2 separate regions of the Homo sapiens genome follow, and region 2 is linked to region 1. Evidence: read pairs that join two places in POLR2A ChIA-PET (ENCODE). Cell type or tissue: Panc1. All regions are shown on one strand. Links, peaks and the distances in the headings refer to the core of each region. The heading gives the core; the rest is flanking DNA. Region 1 holds the start of LOC124904810 (small nucleolar RNA U13). Region 2 overlaps ST7L (suppression of tumorigenicity 7 like).

Evidence for each region. ChIA-PET counts read pairs that join two places held together with the same protein. Peaks named below come from ENCODE experiments on the same cell type or tissue, not always from the same donor. Only the 100,000 strongest peaks of a DNase experiment are listed, where the experiment ranks them.
Region 2: POLR2A ChIA-PET joins it to region 1 with 14 read pairs; 3 of 35 experiments call an interaction of 5 or more read pairs at or near these places.

Annotation. Positions count from the first base shown.
Region 1 is chr1:112,651,944-112,660,284 of GRCh38, reverse strand. CAPZA1 (capping actin protein of muscle Z-line subunit alpha 1) reads right to left here. Exons shown (of 10, transcript NM_006135.3): 4 at 6,624-6,687; 5 at 5,614-5,820; 6 at 1,184-1,263; 7 at 506-584. LOC124904810 (small nucleolar RNA U13) reads right to left here and starts at 7,697; the gene lies at 7,597-7,697. In Panc1, for the core only: no CTCF peak of the experiment used is centred there; no DNase peak of the experiment used is centred there.
Region 2 is chr1:112,539,866-112,548,206 of GRCh38, reverse strand. It overlaps ST7L (suppression of tumorigenicity 7 like), which reads left to right. Exons shown (of 15, transcript NM_017744.5): 14 at 6,117-6,256. Among named protein-coding and RNA genes, the nearest start is that of WNT2B, 35 kb to the right of the region's middle. In Panc1, for the core only: no CTCF peak of the experiment used is centred there; a DNase peak (open chromatin) is centred at 3,986; H3K27ac peaks cover 2,112 bases.

The sequences.
Region 1 (8,341 bases), core at 71-8,070:
ATCAGTCAATCAATCAATCAATCAATCAATCTACTTCTGCTTGGCTATTTATATTCCAAAACACCTGCCATTCTCTCTAGTTATAATTTTTAGGAATTAACCCAGCCTGGGCTGGGAGGTGGAGGTTGCAGTTAGCTGAGATCACGTCACTGCACTCCAGTCTGGGTGATGGAGTGAAACTCTGTCCCAAAAAATAATAATTATTATTATTATTAATTTTAAATCTTTCCTAAAACTGCTGTTTGATAATTCCTAGTTATATCTTATGTTACCATTGAAGGAAAAATAACAATAACCATGTTGCCATACACTCTACATGCTATCCTTTATCAACTCAGAATAGCTCTCTCTGTTTACCACCCCAAGAAGGAGGCTTCTATTTCTATTCACTGCCATCAGTCTCCCTTTGCATCTACACATACTTGGTCCTTATTTAATACCAAAGCAACCTGCACATGTTTTAAAGATGTGAAGTTTTAAGTCTATAAACATGTTGGAATCTCACCTGAATCTTAAGCACGCCAACCACCTGGGCTGTAGGTGGTGTGATGGTGAACTTCCACTCTGATCTCCAACGACCATTCCTATTAAAACACACACACAACATTGCAGAATTAGCAATAAGCACAAGAAAGAGGTGATTTGCCACTGAGGTACAGAAGTTGGGAAAGAGGGGTGCAAAAAAAGAAAAAAAAAAAGAGAGAGAGAGAAACTGTCATTTCCAGTTTGGCAAACCCAAAGCTCTGTCTACTCAAATGTAAGTCTGGATCTAAGTGGCCTGACCATAAGCCTTTTCTAAGTTATTTTGTCTTTCATTTTTCCTTTTTTCCCTTGAAATGGAAAACCATGCCTATTCTGCTCATGGGAGGCTCTTCCAAAATCAGATGAATAGGCTGCTGAGTTACACAATTAACTCAAGTAGCAGTAACCCTAAGCCAAGTAAAACTCAGATTTTCAACAGGGCACTTTACTAATCACTTGTTCTCACTCAAAATAAGAGTAACTTTTAAAGGAAAATATAATTATAAAACCTTAGAACTGTAAGGAATCTAAATCCCTCATTTATAGATGGAAAACTGAAGTCTGTAAGTTAAATAATTATTCCAAGCTAGTTGGATTAAAAACCAAGTCTCAACTGCTGGTTTCTTTCAGATGTAAATAGAAGAGAATATCTACTTCTTACCAGAAGTTTTTAGGCTGAAACTGGTGGCTTTCAATACATGCAATAATAGTCTGTTGCCCATCGATAGTTTTAGCATAAACCTATTGTTGGGAAAAAAAAATAGTTAAAGACTCCAAACACTTTTAATTTAAACAACATGCATTGTACAAAAGCAGAGTGTTAAATCCTTGGGGGAGACAAAGAATCACATAAAATGAGCTTAGAACACAATAGTGCACATGGGATATGAAAACAAAGCAGAACATGTTAGGTTCTACCAGAGACAGTGATACAATGAAAACAGAGGGAAATACTGCTCTTGGTTTGGGGTACAAGGCGGGTGCCATTTAGGCTGGGTCATACAAGACAGATGAGATTCTGATAAGCAGAGACTGAAAATAAAGGCAAGACAGGAAACTAAGGACTTGTTCAGTGAACAAGACTGTCAGGTTTAAAGGGTGTGTGTGAAGTGGACTAATGAAAGACAAAACAGGATGGTAGATTTAGGTCATGTAATAGTAGATGTAAAGTAAGAAGTTTAAGATTTTATTCTATAGGCAATGGAGAGACAGCAAAACATGACTAGAACTAATATTGTGGGAGAATAATCAATACTGGTATTCAAGATAAAACGAAGAAAAGCTGAAGCTTGGTTAGGAGGCCACAGGATTAATCTAGGCAACAAGTCAGAGTTATATTAATGGGAATGGAAAGGAAGAGTTGCACACAGAATGTAGAAGTACAATCAAAGTCTAGCAGTATATTGCAAATGATGGGCAAAGGAAAGAAGGAACTCAAGAGTGACTAAAAAGATGGTGGTGTCATTAACAAACTGGAAATTACAGATGGAGATGTCTAGTTAGTAGTTAGAAACACTAACTCTTCTTTAGTGTGGGAGAGGTGAATGGAAATGCAATCACCAAGGGAAAGTAAGAAAAAAAAAATAGCGCTTTATAGTCCACAAAATATGTTCTTACATGTATTTTCTTTTTCCTCTAATAAATCTGATGAAATACAGTGTTATCTACAGATAAGAAGTTGAAGTTCACAAAGCTTCTTGCCTAAGGTCACTCAGGAAGTGGTAAAGGTAGAATCCAAACCCACTGTTTTTGTGACACCGAAGTCTGTGTTACTTTACCTGCATTAAATGAATTATGAACTTTGGGGGAATGCCTACATTTACAAAGGTAGGGGAAAAAAAGAACTTAGTATAGAGTAAGAATAATTAGGGGGCTGGGTGCAATGGCTCAAGCCTGTAACCCCAGCACTTTGAGAGGCTGTGGCAGGGGGATTACCTGAGGTCAGGAGTTCAAGACCAGCCCGGCCAACATGGTGAAACCCCATCTCTACTAAAAATACAAAAATTAGCCAGGTGTGGTGGTGGGCACCTGTAATCCCAACTACTAGAGAGGCTGAGGCAGGAAAATCGCTTGAACCTGAGAGGCGGAGGTTGCAGTGAGCTGAGATCATGCCACTGTACGCCAGCCTGGGCAAAAAGAGCAAAACTCCATCTCTAAAAAAAAAAAAGAATTAGGGGTTGCTGACAGCAGCCTAAGTAAAAGATAATTTCTAGAAGTGGTTGATTGGCTTCAGTGTGAAATGCCATTCGGAAGTCATGGACAAGGAAAAGGACACTGGACCAGGTAACTCAGGAACCATTAGTAAACTCAGAGCAGTTTCTGTAGAATGGAGACTAAAGTAAAAAATTAAAGGGTTCAGAAGTAGATAGAGGAAATGGCATTAGCAGGCAAAGAATATGTACTGACGTGGTGGTGATGCAGAGAGAGATGAGAGAAGGGAAAAAGTGGAGAAGAGGGAGAAAGGGCAAGGTGGAAAGGGCAGACAAAGAAGGAGAAATAGGCCGGGCCTGGTGGCTCATGCCTTGTAGTCCCTACACACACACAACACACACAGAGAAAAATTAGATAGGTATGGTGGTGTGCACCTGTGGTCCTAGCTACTTGGGAAGCTGAGGCGAACGGATTACAAGGTCAGGAGTTCAAGACCAGCCTGGCCAACACAGTGAAACCCCGTCTCTACTAAAAATACAAAAATTAGCCAGGTGTGGTGGCAGGCGCCTGTAATTCCAGCTACTCAGGAGGCTGAGGCAGGAGAATCGCTTGAACCCAGGAAGGGGAGGTTGCAGTGAGCCGAGACCACACCATTGCACTCCAGCTTGGAAGACAGAGTGAGACTCTGTCTCAAAAAAAAAAAAAAAAAATTTCTGTCAGTTTCAATCCTTACAAAACATGGGGGATTAGATGCCTGTCAGAGGACAATGAAAAATGTTTGGAACATACTATGTAGAAAATGTGATAGGGAATAAGGAGATGAAATTACGGACTACTAAGCAGGTCAGCTGAAGACATAAGACATAGGATACTTATATACAGCAGACACCATCACAACAATTCCATGACTTTCTGTAGGTCATTTGATAGCTAAGGACACAGTAGGGTTATTTGGTGCTGGAGCTCTCCAAATTAAGAATGGGTAGTGACAAACTTTGAACAGGTAACAAACAATAAATTCAAAGTATATTTAGGATTAAACAGTCAATTTCTAAATGGGAGTCTATCATGTCTCCCCTTTGCAATACTGGCTTCCCAACAGGAATTCTATACTTGTCCAGTCCACCATAATGGGTATTCTCATTAAAAAAAAAAAAAAAAAAAAAAAAAATCAAACATAATGACACCTAGCCTAACATTCATCTAACATTTATGTAGAGCTTACTTTGTGCCAGGCACTGTTCCAGGCATATATTACATATATTACTAATTCATTAAATCTTCACAACAACTCTATGAGATAAAAACAATTATTTCCATTTTACAGTCAAAGAATTGAGGCACAGAGATGTTAAGTAATTTACCTAAGGTCACACAACTAATTAATTGGCAGGGCCAGGAATCAAACCAGTTAGTAAGGCTTCAAAGTAGGTGCTCTTAACTGTATTCTAGACTGCCATGTAATTCATCATCATTGTATATTTAAAATATTCTAGTGAAAATTGCTGATTTTCCCACAACAAAAAAATGATAAATATGTATAGAAATCCATGTTATTAGCTCAATATAGCCATTCCACAATGTATACATATTTCAAAATATCATGTTGTACATATCATATTTTTGTCAATTTAAAAATAAAAAATATTCTAATCAATATTTTTCTTAATATGCCATAATTTTATAAAGGAAAAATAATAAAGCCAAATTTATCTATTTTTACAGTCAAGAGGGAGTAAAAGAAAATTAGGCCAGGTGCAGCAGCTCACGCCTGTAATCCCAGCACTTTGGGAGTCCGAGGCAGCTGGATCACCTGATGTTAGGAGTTCGAGACCAGCCTGGCCAACATGGTGAAGCTCTGTCTCTACTAAAAATATAAAAATTAGCCAGGTGTGGTGGTGGGCACCCGTAATCCCAGCTACTCAGGAAGCTGAGGCAGGAGAATTGCTTGAACCCAGGAGATGGAGGTGACATTGAGCTGACACGGTGCCCCTGCATTCTAGCCTGGGTGACAGAGTAAGACTTAGTCTCAAAAAACAAAAGAACAACAACAACAACAGCAAAAACAACAACAAAAAGAAAATCACTCCTGATTAAAAAAAAATTGTTTGGTTTTTTTTGTTTTTTGTTTTTTTGAGACAGTGTCTCACTCTGTTGCCCAGGCTGGAATGCAGTGGTGTGGTCTCAGCTCACTGCAACCTCCACCTCCCTGGTTCAAGTGATTCTTGTGCCTCAGCCTCCTGAGTAGCTGAAACTACAGGTGTGCACCACCACATCCAGCTACTTTTTGTATTTTTTAAGTAAAGGTTTCACCATGTTGGCCAGGCTGGTCTCGAACTCCTGGCCTCAAGTGATCTGCCCACCTTGGCCTCCCAAAGTGCTGGGATTACAGGCATGAGCCACCATGTCCAGCCAATTGTTTAGTTCTAATAGTTTTGATTACTGAATATAAACATCTAAACTATGTAGAAGTAGTTTGTGTAAAAATGCCTATATCAAAAAGCCATAAATATGAGCAAAAGCTCTCTCAACAATCTTAGTATACCATTTTTTTCTCCATGTCCAAACCAAAGACCTTTTAGATCTGGGTAAAAATACAAACAAAAAAAAATTAATTTAAAAGGTTAATTTAAAAAAAAGAAAGAAAAAAAGAAAAACCAAAGACCTTTTTCTGATGGGTGTAAGGCATTTTTCATAAGTCAAATGTGAAAACAGAATACACTGATACCTAAATTTTTTGTGCATTGGGATTTTAAAAAGAAATTTTCCATATAAAAATTTCATTTATACCCCTTTCCAAAATGATTTAGGGAATAAAATGCAGAGGAGAAGAGAGCATGGCTAAGAAGAAAGTAGGGATGTTTGGTAGGCCAAAGCCTCCAAAGGATAAGGTAAATATAAGAAAACACTCTCTGATAACGAAGCAGTCAGATACTTAACAGTACAGAAGCCGTTGGAATAATGGTCTTTCACATAGGCTCTTAAAGCACTGTCACAGGATTCTCTCCAAGACTTCAGACCTCCATCTGCTTCTTCTGGCTGGGGGTCACTTGCTTCTTTCCGTAAGTGGTCAAATTTAAAGGAAATTTTGTTTCTTGGATCTAAAAATCTGCTATTACCCAGGTCACCGTGCTCTGTAATTAAGACCTTCCAAAGAATCATTAAACATATGAGTAACTGTAAAAAAGACAATTCTTACTGCCTTTTATGAAACACATCAATAAAAATTCTGAGGCAGTTAACTTTTCATTTAGTCAGATTTCTTTCATATTAATTTTTCAACCAAGTCCCGTATTATTAAGAATATTGTATTTATGAATAAGTCAACTTTAAACTACAAAATATCCCCCATACTAATAATATTCATTTCTTGGTTTCTAATATATACTTATACATAACTATATATGTACTTTATACATAGCTGTAATAACTTTTATGTACACTTTTGTATTTTTTTCACATATTTTTCCAGAGTCATTATGAAACTTTAGGGCCATTACACTTAGCATTTAAAATAGGTAATACATTCACATGGTTCAAAAATGAAAAAATACACAAAGTGAACTGTTTTCTCATCCCATTTCCCAACCACCAAAATCCTAAAGTAATAAATAAGTAGTCTAAATTTCAGGAGGAACGCCTCTGTTTTTCCATTAAATATAATGTCTGTTGTTACTCTTATCAAGGAGAATTAAAGACAGCTGGAAAACCTGTAAAACTTAAATACTTCCATTTTCACTGTTCTTGTTAAGAGGCTGCTCTCCTTTCTTGTCAAAGAAACTGCTAGTGTTATGAGAAAGAGAAGAATATCCTAACACGTACAGTACACACAAAAACTATAAAAACTAAGACAAATTTATTCAGCACCTGGTTCAGACATCTGCTTTGGTTTCCATTAATAGGATCTCTACTATCTGCCAGGCATAGCCTGTCTAAAAGGCAATTATTACCTGATCTTCATATCCTTCTATCTTCACAGGCGTGAACTGATCCATGTTATACTGGGCAAATGCACTGTTTTTTTTTAAAAGTTTTTTAAAAAAAAAAAAAAAAAGAGGGAGAGAGAAAAGAATTATGTGTAAATAAACACAAAAGGTGGTTCACAGAATAGTGAAAGGAAATGTGAAAATAGTACCCTGTACTTTTCCCTTCTCCCCAGACATCCAGTGTTAACATAATGCCTTCCAGCTTTCTGAAGGGACTCCTCTCTACGGAGATCTTGGAAGCTCCTTAAACTCTGAAATTACCTTTTCCTCTCTGCTCCTGAGCTCCAAAAGACCTTCTGCTTAGACAATTCCAAAGTTGGTTTGTTTTGAGATAGAGTCTCACTACGTTGCCAGGCTGGCCTCAAACTCCTGGGCTCAAGAGATCTTCCCATCTGTTTCCTGAGTAGCTGGGACTACAGGTGCACACCACCACACTCGGCTAATTCCAAAGTTTGAAGCAATCTAATTATTGTGAACTGCCAACAATTTTAATCATTTGGGCAGAAGCTTTCAGTAATTCAAAAGAATCCTCCATTGATACACTATTTTGGAAATGATCTTTTTTCTTGGCTCTCAAAGTCACGAGAAACTATAATTAAATGTCAGAAGGCATCTGACATGCGAAGAAGGTGAAGTGAGAGTTGAGCATGAGTCAAGTATAAAAGTAGAGCCTCAGGCACAAAGTAGTTATTTTTAAAAGAGGAATGCATAAATAATCAAAGTACATGCCTAATATTACTATTTGTCCAAAGCTTGATTTTTGAAATTCTGCATTTTTAATGGCTCTCTAATACATTTTACAAAGCTAAAGCAAAAGACAAGATAAAAGAAAGATGGAAATAAGAGCTACACTTATATTCTTAAAAAGTATCAGTCTTCTCACAGAATTCCCAATTTTAACCTATTAAAATAGACTGCTAGTTTTTTTTTTTCCCCATGTCAGACAGGTAATGTGCCAACATAACAAGGTTTGAGGGAGGCACATCTCACACATGCATGTGAAAACTCAACCATCACACTTATGAACTACAAAAGGATGGAGACCACTAGTTTTAAGCAGTGGTTAAAACTAGGCTTCTCAAGATAAAGCAAAGTAACAAACATTTAAACTTCTTCAAATATTTAAAGCTTTTTTTTTTTTTTTTTGAGATGGAGTTTAGCTCTTGTTGCCCAGGCTGGAGTGCAATGGTGTGATCTTGGCTCACCACAACCTCCACTTCCCGGGTTCAAGCGATTCTCCTGCCTCAGCCTCCAGAGTAGCTGGGATTACCATGTGCCACCATGCCCAGCTAATTTCTGTATATTTAGTAGAGACTGGGTTTCTCTATGTTGGTCAGGCTAGTCTCGAACTTCCAACCTCAGGTGATCCGCCCACCTCAGCCTCCCAAAGTGCTGGGATTACAGGCATGAACCACCGTGCCCAGCCTCTAAAGCTAATTTTCAATCTTATTTTGTTAAAAGTTGTTACTGTATACTTTGTGTATTTATTTTTTTGGGGGGTGGGGGTGATGCAGTCTCACTCTGTTGCCCAGGCTAGAGTGCTGTGGTACGATCTTGGCTTACCGCAACCTCTGCCTTCCGGATTCAAGTGATTCTCCTGCCTCAGCCTCCCAAGTAACTGGGATTACAGATGCGCACCACCACACCCAGCTAATTTCTGTATTTTCTTTAGAGATCGGGGG
Region 2 (8,341 bases), core at 51-8,050, 110 kb after region 1:
TTTTTTGTATTTTTAGTACAGACAGGGTTTCACCATGGTGGCCAGGCTGGTCTTGAACCCCTGGCCTCAAGTGATCCACCCGCCTTGGCCTCCCAAAGTGCTAGGATTACAAGTGTGAGCCACTACACCTGGCCATTGTTCCTGTATCTCTTATAATGGTTACCATAAAAATTGGTATTCAATAAATATTGGTTGAATTAATCAAATTCATTAATTTATTCTTATAAACATGGCTGGCACATTGTAAGTACTTAACTAAAATGCTAAATATTAGTGCCTTCTCCCTCTCACCCTATTCTGAACTCCTAGGCTGCTAACAAGGTTGATAAAAAGATGATGGACAGGCCAGGAACGATGGCTCACGTTTGTAATCCCAGCACTTTGGGAGGCTGAAGCGAGCGGATCACCTGAGGTCAGGAGTCCGAGACCAGCCTGGCCAACATGGAGAAACCCCATTTCTACTAAAACTACAAAAAATTAGCCCGGCATGGTGGCACATGCCAGTAATCTCAGCTACTTGGAAGGCTGAGGCAGGAGAATCGCTTGAACCTGGGAGGCGGAGGTTGCAGTGAGCTGAGACTGCACTCCAGCCTGGGCAACAGAGTAAGACTCTGTCTCCAAAAAAAAAAAAAAAAAAAAAAAAAAGATGACAAAGATGACAGACAATGTGTTAAGTGCTACATGTATGGAATACATTATAAGAAAGCTTGAGAAGGGCCAGACATGGGGCTCACGCCTGTAATCCCAGAACTTTGGGAGGCTGAGCTGGGCGGATCACTTGAGGTCAGGAGTTCAAGACCAGCCTGGCCAACATGGCAAAACCCCATCTCTACTAAAAATACAAAAGTTAGCCAGGTGTGGTGGCTTGCGCCTGTAATCCCAGCTACTCAGGAGGCTGAGGTAGGAGAATTGCTTGAACCCAGGAGGTGGAGGTTGCAGTGAGCCGAGATCGTGCCACTGCACTCCAGCCTGGGTGACAAAGCAAGACTCTGTCTCAAAAAAAAAAAAAAAAAGAAAGAAAGAAAGCTCTAGAAGGGAGGGCCTAGCTATCTAGGAGGTCAAGAATGATTCTCAATTTTCTGACTTCGGTGACTTGGAGAATGGTAAATCTATCCTATATCAGGAGGAGCCAATTTGGGAATAGGGGTTAGGGAAATAAATAAGTTCAAGCTTTGACTATGTTGCCTGTGTAACATCTCATCCATATATACATACATACCTGTATATGTGTATATATATATGTACATATATAGAGATTTATATGCTTAAATATTTTCTTGTATAATCTACTTAACACATATACATACAAGTCTATATTTTCCTCTCTCTAAATAATATATAGGTATAGATATATTTTTAAGTTATGTATATAATGTATATTATGAAGTATACATATAATATTTATAATTAGTGAATGTTGTAGGCATAAGTAATAGAGAGCAACTTCAAACTAGCTTAAATATAAATAGTAATTTGTTGGAAGAACACTGGGTTATCAGAGAACTCAATAGCAACAATTATATTTGGACTTCATAAGGGACTAGAACTGGGGACTAGAAAGCCATTAGGATTTCCAGGAATCAGTTATTTGTATATCTCTCTGTCCCTGGCTGCTTTTTTCAGTCTTTCCTATTCTTACTTTCCTTTCCTTCATCCCCAGCCCCATTTTCTCCTTCTGTGTTCTGTCGTTTCTGTTTCTCTCAGTGTATCCACTTCATTCTTACATCTTTCTCTTTACAGTTTGGCTTTCCCTTCATAGACAACCATGTGGCCAAACTTGAGGCCCCTACAGCCCTCTATTTACATGTCATGAGTTCAGGCAGACAATACAGAATGAATAATATCTCAATCCCACTTTTTCTTTTCTCTCTTTTTTTTTTTTTTTTTTTTGAGTTAGGATTTCACTGTCACTCAGGCTGGAATGCAGTGGTGCAGTCACGGCTCACTGCAGCTTCGACTTCTCAGGCTCAAAATATCCTCCCCACTCTGCCTCCTGAGTAGTTGGGACCACAGGCATGTGCCACCATGCCTGGCTAATTTTTGTATTTTTGGTAGAGGTGAGGTTTCACCATGTTGCCCAGCTTGGCCTTGAACTCCTGAGCTCAAGTGATCTGCCTGCCTCAACAGGTGTTGGGAATACAGGTGTGAGCCACTGCACCCAGCCTCAATCCCACTTCTAAAACTTCTGGGAGAGAGAATCAGATTTATCCAGGTGTTTATTCCTTGTCCAGTCAGCTGTAGCCTAAAGACAGGATTAGGTTGTGTAAATAAAATTGCCAGCGGTCCTCATATATCTTCCTCTGTACATCTCAAAAAACAGAATTGGGAGTCATTATTTTCTAGGTAGCAAAAGAAGTCGTAGGCATAAATGAAATCACTAAGGAAAACTGTATACAGTGAGAATTGAACTGAGGGTGGAACCATGGATGCACAGAAATGTCTAAGCAATGAGTGGCAGAATGACAGTTGAAGATTCAGTGAAGAGGTTGTCAGAGAGACAGGACAAGAACTAAAACTAAATATGCTAGAACTAAAAGGAAGAAGAAATTTCCAAGTGAGGAGTAATATCCAAGATAATAGGTAAGGTAAATACTAAGAAGAATCCATTGACTTTAGCAATTAAGATGTCATTAATGAGAGAAATTTTATTTTCCTTTCTAAAGAGGTGGTGGTGGTAGTTCTTGTTGTCTTTCCATTTTAACAGGAACAAATATATTTAAGGCAAAAGAATGGACCTTAAATTATGGAACATCAATATGCAAGAGTATATTATATTAAGCTAATACATTTAGCCTAAAATAATGCCCTCCTTTGTAAATTATTGCAAAGGTTGTCTAATATAAGGCCAATTTTACATAGTAATATGAATAAAATCAGGGTTATTATGTTGTCAAAGCTGTAAGCTATAAGACCAGACAGTTTATTCTTGGCAAGCCTTTATTCTAACTTGGTGCAAACTCCAGAAGGTAGGAGAGGGGGAATATGCTGGGGGGTTTTGTTTGATTATATTTTATGTTCTTAGAGTATTTTTTTCTGTCTCTGACTGTGGAAGAATGAACAAATTGTTAACAATAAGGAGTTTTAATACCCAGGAGTACTTAATGTTTTTTGTTTTTAATTTTCCTTCAACTTTGATATGACTTACCGCATTCTGGAATTTGCTTATGGACCTCATAAGTTCAGAGTTGAACTATTCCCCTAGTTCACATAGCTATTTAGTCGTCTTTTATGCCTTCTGATAAATTTTTCTCTACAAGCCAGTGATGAAATTTGAACTTTCGTTCCAAGGGAGTGTTTCTGTAATAGTCATCCATTATTTTGATGTATTAGCCAAACATTGACTGACAAATGAATCTACAGAAAGCAATCCAGGAAGAAATAATTAGGTCTCTCTTACAGTATAAAAATCTCATATTTTAGGAAATTTCCTCACTAAAGCTATGCAGTTTTCTACCTTATAAAGTGAGAATACTACTATCTCTTAGGGTTACTGAAAAGAATTAAATGAGCTAATATAAATTAAAGTTCTTTATAAACCATAAAATGCTATATAGGTTAGGTAATATTACTAACTTTGCTGTCTTGTATGTGTTTCCCACCTTCTTGAATAGCAGGGTTTGTTTCTCTTGATTTGAAGTTGGGAAGAAGAAGAAGTTGGCCTCTCATGGCTGAGGGACAGGGCAAAGGGGATTGCTGACTGGTTCTTTGGGTGCTGAAAGCACAATGTTCTCTACAGTTTCTAATGTTTCTAACTTTTAAAACTTCCATTTTGATGTGCTTTTACTTTAATCATGGCTCAAGGTTCTGGACATTTTCTGGATTTTTAATGGGTTTGTGTTTTGGTATATACTTTCTGAATATAGTAAAATAAAAATTAAAATATAGCTGTTGAAGGAAGCTTAGGTGTAATCTCTGTGAATCATTATGTTTTAAAAGTGAAATTTATAGCTGACCTTGGTTCAGCACAAAATTAGTCATCCCTTACTAATGCAGGATATTACATCAGAAATTCCTGGGTTAGTATCCAGCCCTAAGCGGTCAACTTCCTGGCCTAATGAAGTCCCAGAATAGCTCTCAGTTTAGCAGACATTTATTGAGCACCTACTGCATGTTAAGTACTCTAATAGGCTCATCTCAGTATTGTTATTCAAGTATTTTCAAATTTCAAATAAAATATAAATACTTGAGTATAATTGATAACGAAATATCCAATCACTAGAAAAATAATAGCTGAGTAAATATGTAAATATGGTAAAATAAGACAAGGGACTTTATTTATGGTCAGAATCCTAGGCCTTCAGTTTGCTAGTTTAGGTTTTTTTTTTTTTTTTTTTTTTTGAGATAGAGTCTCACTCTGTTGCCCAGGCTAGAGTGCAGTGGCATGATCTTGGCTCACTGCAACCTCTGCCTCTCAGGTTCTAGCGATCCTCCTGCCTCAGCCTCCCAAGTAGCTGTGACTATAGGTGCACGTCACCATGCCTGGCTAATCTTTCTATTTTTAGTAGAGATGGGGTTTCACTATGTTGGCCAAGCTGATCTCAAACCCCTGAACTCAAATGATTCACCTGCCTCGGCCTCCCAAAGTGCTGGGATTACAGACATGAGCAACCACACCTGGCCTACCTACTTTATTTATTAATTAATTTACATATTTATTTTTGAGACAGAGTCTTGCTCTGTTGCCAGGCTGGAGTGCAGTGGCACAATCCCAGCTCACTGCACCCTCCGCCTCCCGGGTTCAAGCGATTTTCCTGCTCAGCCTTCCTGAGTAGCTGGGACTATAGGCGCGTGTCACCACGCCCACCTAATTTTTATATTTTTAGTAGAGACGGGGTTTCACCATGTTGGCCAGGATGGTCTCGATCTCCTGACCTCGTGATCCACCCGACTTAGCCTCCCAAGGTGCTGGGATTACAGGCGTGAGCCACTGCTCCCGTCTTACCTACTTTAGTTTTACAGTGCCTAATGAAATGCCACATATATAAACACATTAATAACTGGGTAAAATTATTAACTGATGGTCCTAGGAAATCACCAATGACATGTCTGCCTCTTTCTCCATACTAGTCTTTGAGCTCCCAAAGAACAATAATTAATAACAACTCAATGCCAGGTGTGGTGGCTTATACCTGTAATCCCAGCGCTTTGGGAGGCCGAGGTGGACGGATCACTTTAGGCCAGGAGTTTGAGACCAGCCTGGCCAACATGGCAAAACCCCTCTCTACTAAAAATACAAAAAAGTAGCTGGGCGTAGTGGCCTGTGCATGTAATCCCAGCTACTTGGGAGGCTAAGGCACAAGAGTCACTTGAACCTGGGTGGCAGAGGTTGCAGTGAGCCGAGATCATGTCACTGCACTCCAGCCTAGGCAACAGAGCGAGACTCTTCTTCTTCAAAAAAAAAAGTAGCAACTCAAATGTATTTATTTATTTATTTATTTATTTATTTATTTATTTATTTAGAGACAGGTCTGTCACCCAGGCTGGAGTGCAGTGGAATGATCATAGCTCACTGCAGCCTCAAACTCCTGGGTTCCAGTGATTTTCCCATCTCATCCTCCAGAGTAGCTGGACCTACAGGCACACACCACCATGCTGGGCTAATTTTTAAAATTTTTAAAAATTTTTAAGCACGATTTTGCTTAGGTTAGTGTCGCATGCCTGGCTTTAAGCGATCCTCCTCTTTGGCCCCCCAAAGCGCTGGGATTACAGACGTGAACCACCACCTGTGGCTGCAACTCACATTAAGCACTTAAAATGTTCATCATTACAACTCTCCATAGCAACTTCTAGAGGGTTTAGCAACTTATTCAAGATCACATAGCTAATAAGTGACAAAGCTTTTTTTCAAAATCACCTCAGCATGATTTTGTAATCAATATTCTTTCCCATGACGCCATCCTGTTCCCACACCCAGCACAGTTGTCTGGCTATTTAGATATGCTGTTGATGCTGGGATAAATAATGGATAACTGTCTTCTACCTTGCTTAGCCAGAGACTTTCCTTTTTAAATTTTTTTTCTTTTTAATTTTTAAAAACAGATTTCATTTGAAAAGATTAAGACTTGTTTACATGTTATTCTGAAATAAAATTGATTCTTACCTATTCTCCATTGCAGCCTTTCATCATGTTTCTGTTTACCCAAAAAAGGAGCTTCCTTTGTTCATCCATTTCACAGCAGGATTTTGCTCTTCTACAGCAATGATAGCCATTCTCACTCACCAGTTTCCTGAAATCATGGGTATTTTTGCTAAAGCTGTAAGTATGATCTCAAGGACTTGTGTAGATTATTTGTAAAACACACAAGAAACCATCTCTGATCTGCCTGTGCTAACCCAGCTGAACAATGGAAGATATTTGTTGTAAATTAAAGGAATTGATTTGTATATAGTTGCTGCCATAAATACATCAAACATAAATTTTTGGTGATTTGAGCTACTTCTGTTGCTTAAAAGTTTAAAGAATACAATATAAGATTGTAACAATATAACATTATAAAGTTTGCTCTTATAGATCACTTTTGGTGATAAACAGCATTTGTTACTATCTTTGGTATTTTTAAAAATACCCTATTTTGTAAACAAACCCTTTGATTTTTTTCATTTAAATGAAATCATTAGTTCTCAGGATTTGTTGAACTTTAAACTCAAGAGCACAACTAGGATGGATAATAAGTACATAAGGCGGGGGAACAGATGGGACATTTGTCCCTAGGTACAGAATGTGCCTATGTCTCAAAGGTTCTCCAAGTTATTGTGTCTGCTTGTTCTTACTTCCCCAGACTTGGATATAGAACCATGTGTAGTTCTATATTTTCATTTTTACCCTTTAGTTTTGAACTACTTCCCCATTTCCTGAACCAGTTAACACTTGAGGACTGATACTAGAGTGGGTATCCCATCACTATTTACTTTTTTTTTTTTTTCTGAGACAAGGTCTCGCTGTGACCCAGGCTGGAGTGCAGTGGTACGATCTCAGCTCACTGCAGCCTCCGCCTCCTGGGTTCAACAGTCCTCCCGCCTCAGCCCCCCGAGTAGCTGGGACTATAGGCACATGCCACCATGCCCAGCTAATGTTTGTATTTTTTGTAGAGGCAGGGTTTTGCCATGTTGCCCAGGCTGGTCTTGAACTCCTGGGCTCAAGTGATCTGCCCGCCTCAGCCTCCCAAAGTGCTGGGATTACAGGCATGAGCCGCCATGCCCAGCAACTATTTACTTTTCTATATGAACTTATTAATGTCACTGGCTCAAAGTAAAATTAGCAAAGATAATTGCCTTTAAGTCTCCAAGCCTTTTTAAAAATGCATCTTTCTTGTACATCTTTGCATTTCTACCAGGTAGTAGGAGTTAAAACCCAAAAAGAAAATGCTGATTAATTATATTCCCAAAAATGAAAACACTGAGAACCATGGAAAAACTAGTCCTTACTTGGTAATGTATTTTCTGTATTTTTCTCTATATGCCTCCATTCTAACTTGTTTCCTCACAGTTTCTTTTTCTGCCTTAAGAATAGTTTATTTTGTGCCTTAAAGATTAGTTGGCTTTTTTCTGGCACCAGTGGTAAGAGCAGTGGTTTCCCTTTTTCCCTGAAGGTCAACCATATAATGTGTTAAGTTGCCACTGGCTGTAGGCCTAGGAGTCTGAGTCTGCACTTGATTCTGGGTCAAACTTCAAGAAGAATGACTTTCCACTGTTGTTCAGGGAGTATAGCTATTTGGTTTGGAAACTGACTATTCTATTTCTTTTCAGTGTAAAATGAACACTTAGTGATCATACTCATAACTGTTATTTGCAGTAGTGCTAATAGTTGAGTGAGTGCATCTCAAACTGAAATGACCTTACTATGTAATCTGGCATCGAATAAAAATGGCCTAGAAAGAGAATTCCATCCATTTAATAGCTGGAAAGAAAATGTGCAACTGTGTATGTGAGATCACAGGCAAGCAATGGGAGAGATGATTCTTGGATTTGTCTCAGGCAAGTGGAGTGGGAAGGAAGTGAAATAGAGCAAGGAGGGAGATCTAGAATCTGGAATAGATCTATACCAACTGTTAGTAGTATATTTCCATGGGGTGCAAGCTACAATTAATGTTTATAGTGTCTGCCTTTACCTAGGCAGTCACTAATGGCACCAGAAGAATCTTTACGATTACATAGCATAAGTTCCTTAGCACTCCTCTAGTAGAGACTGAGAATGAATAATTACATATTTTAAATGGAAGCTTCTTTTTCAGACCAAAAGTTATTGATATACTGCTTTTCTAGTTGATGGATAATAAACAAGCATTTATTTTGGTATCTGTATAGGTGATGGTATATAGTGTTAAGAATGTGCCTAATGGTA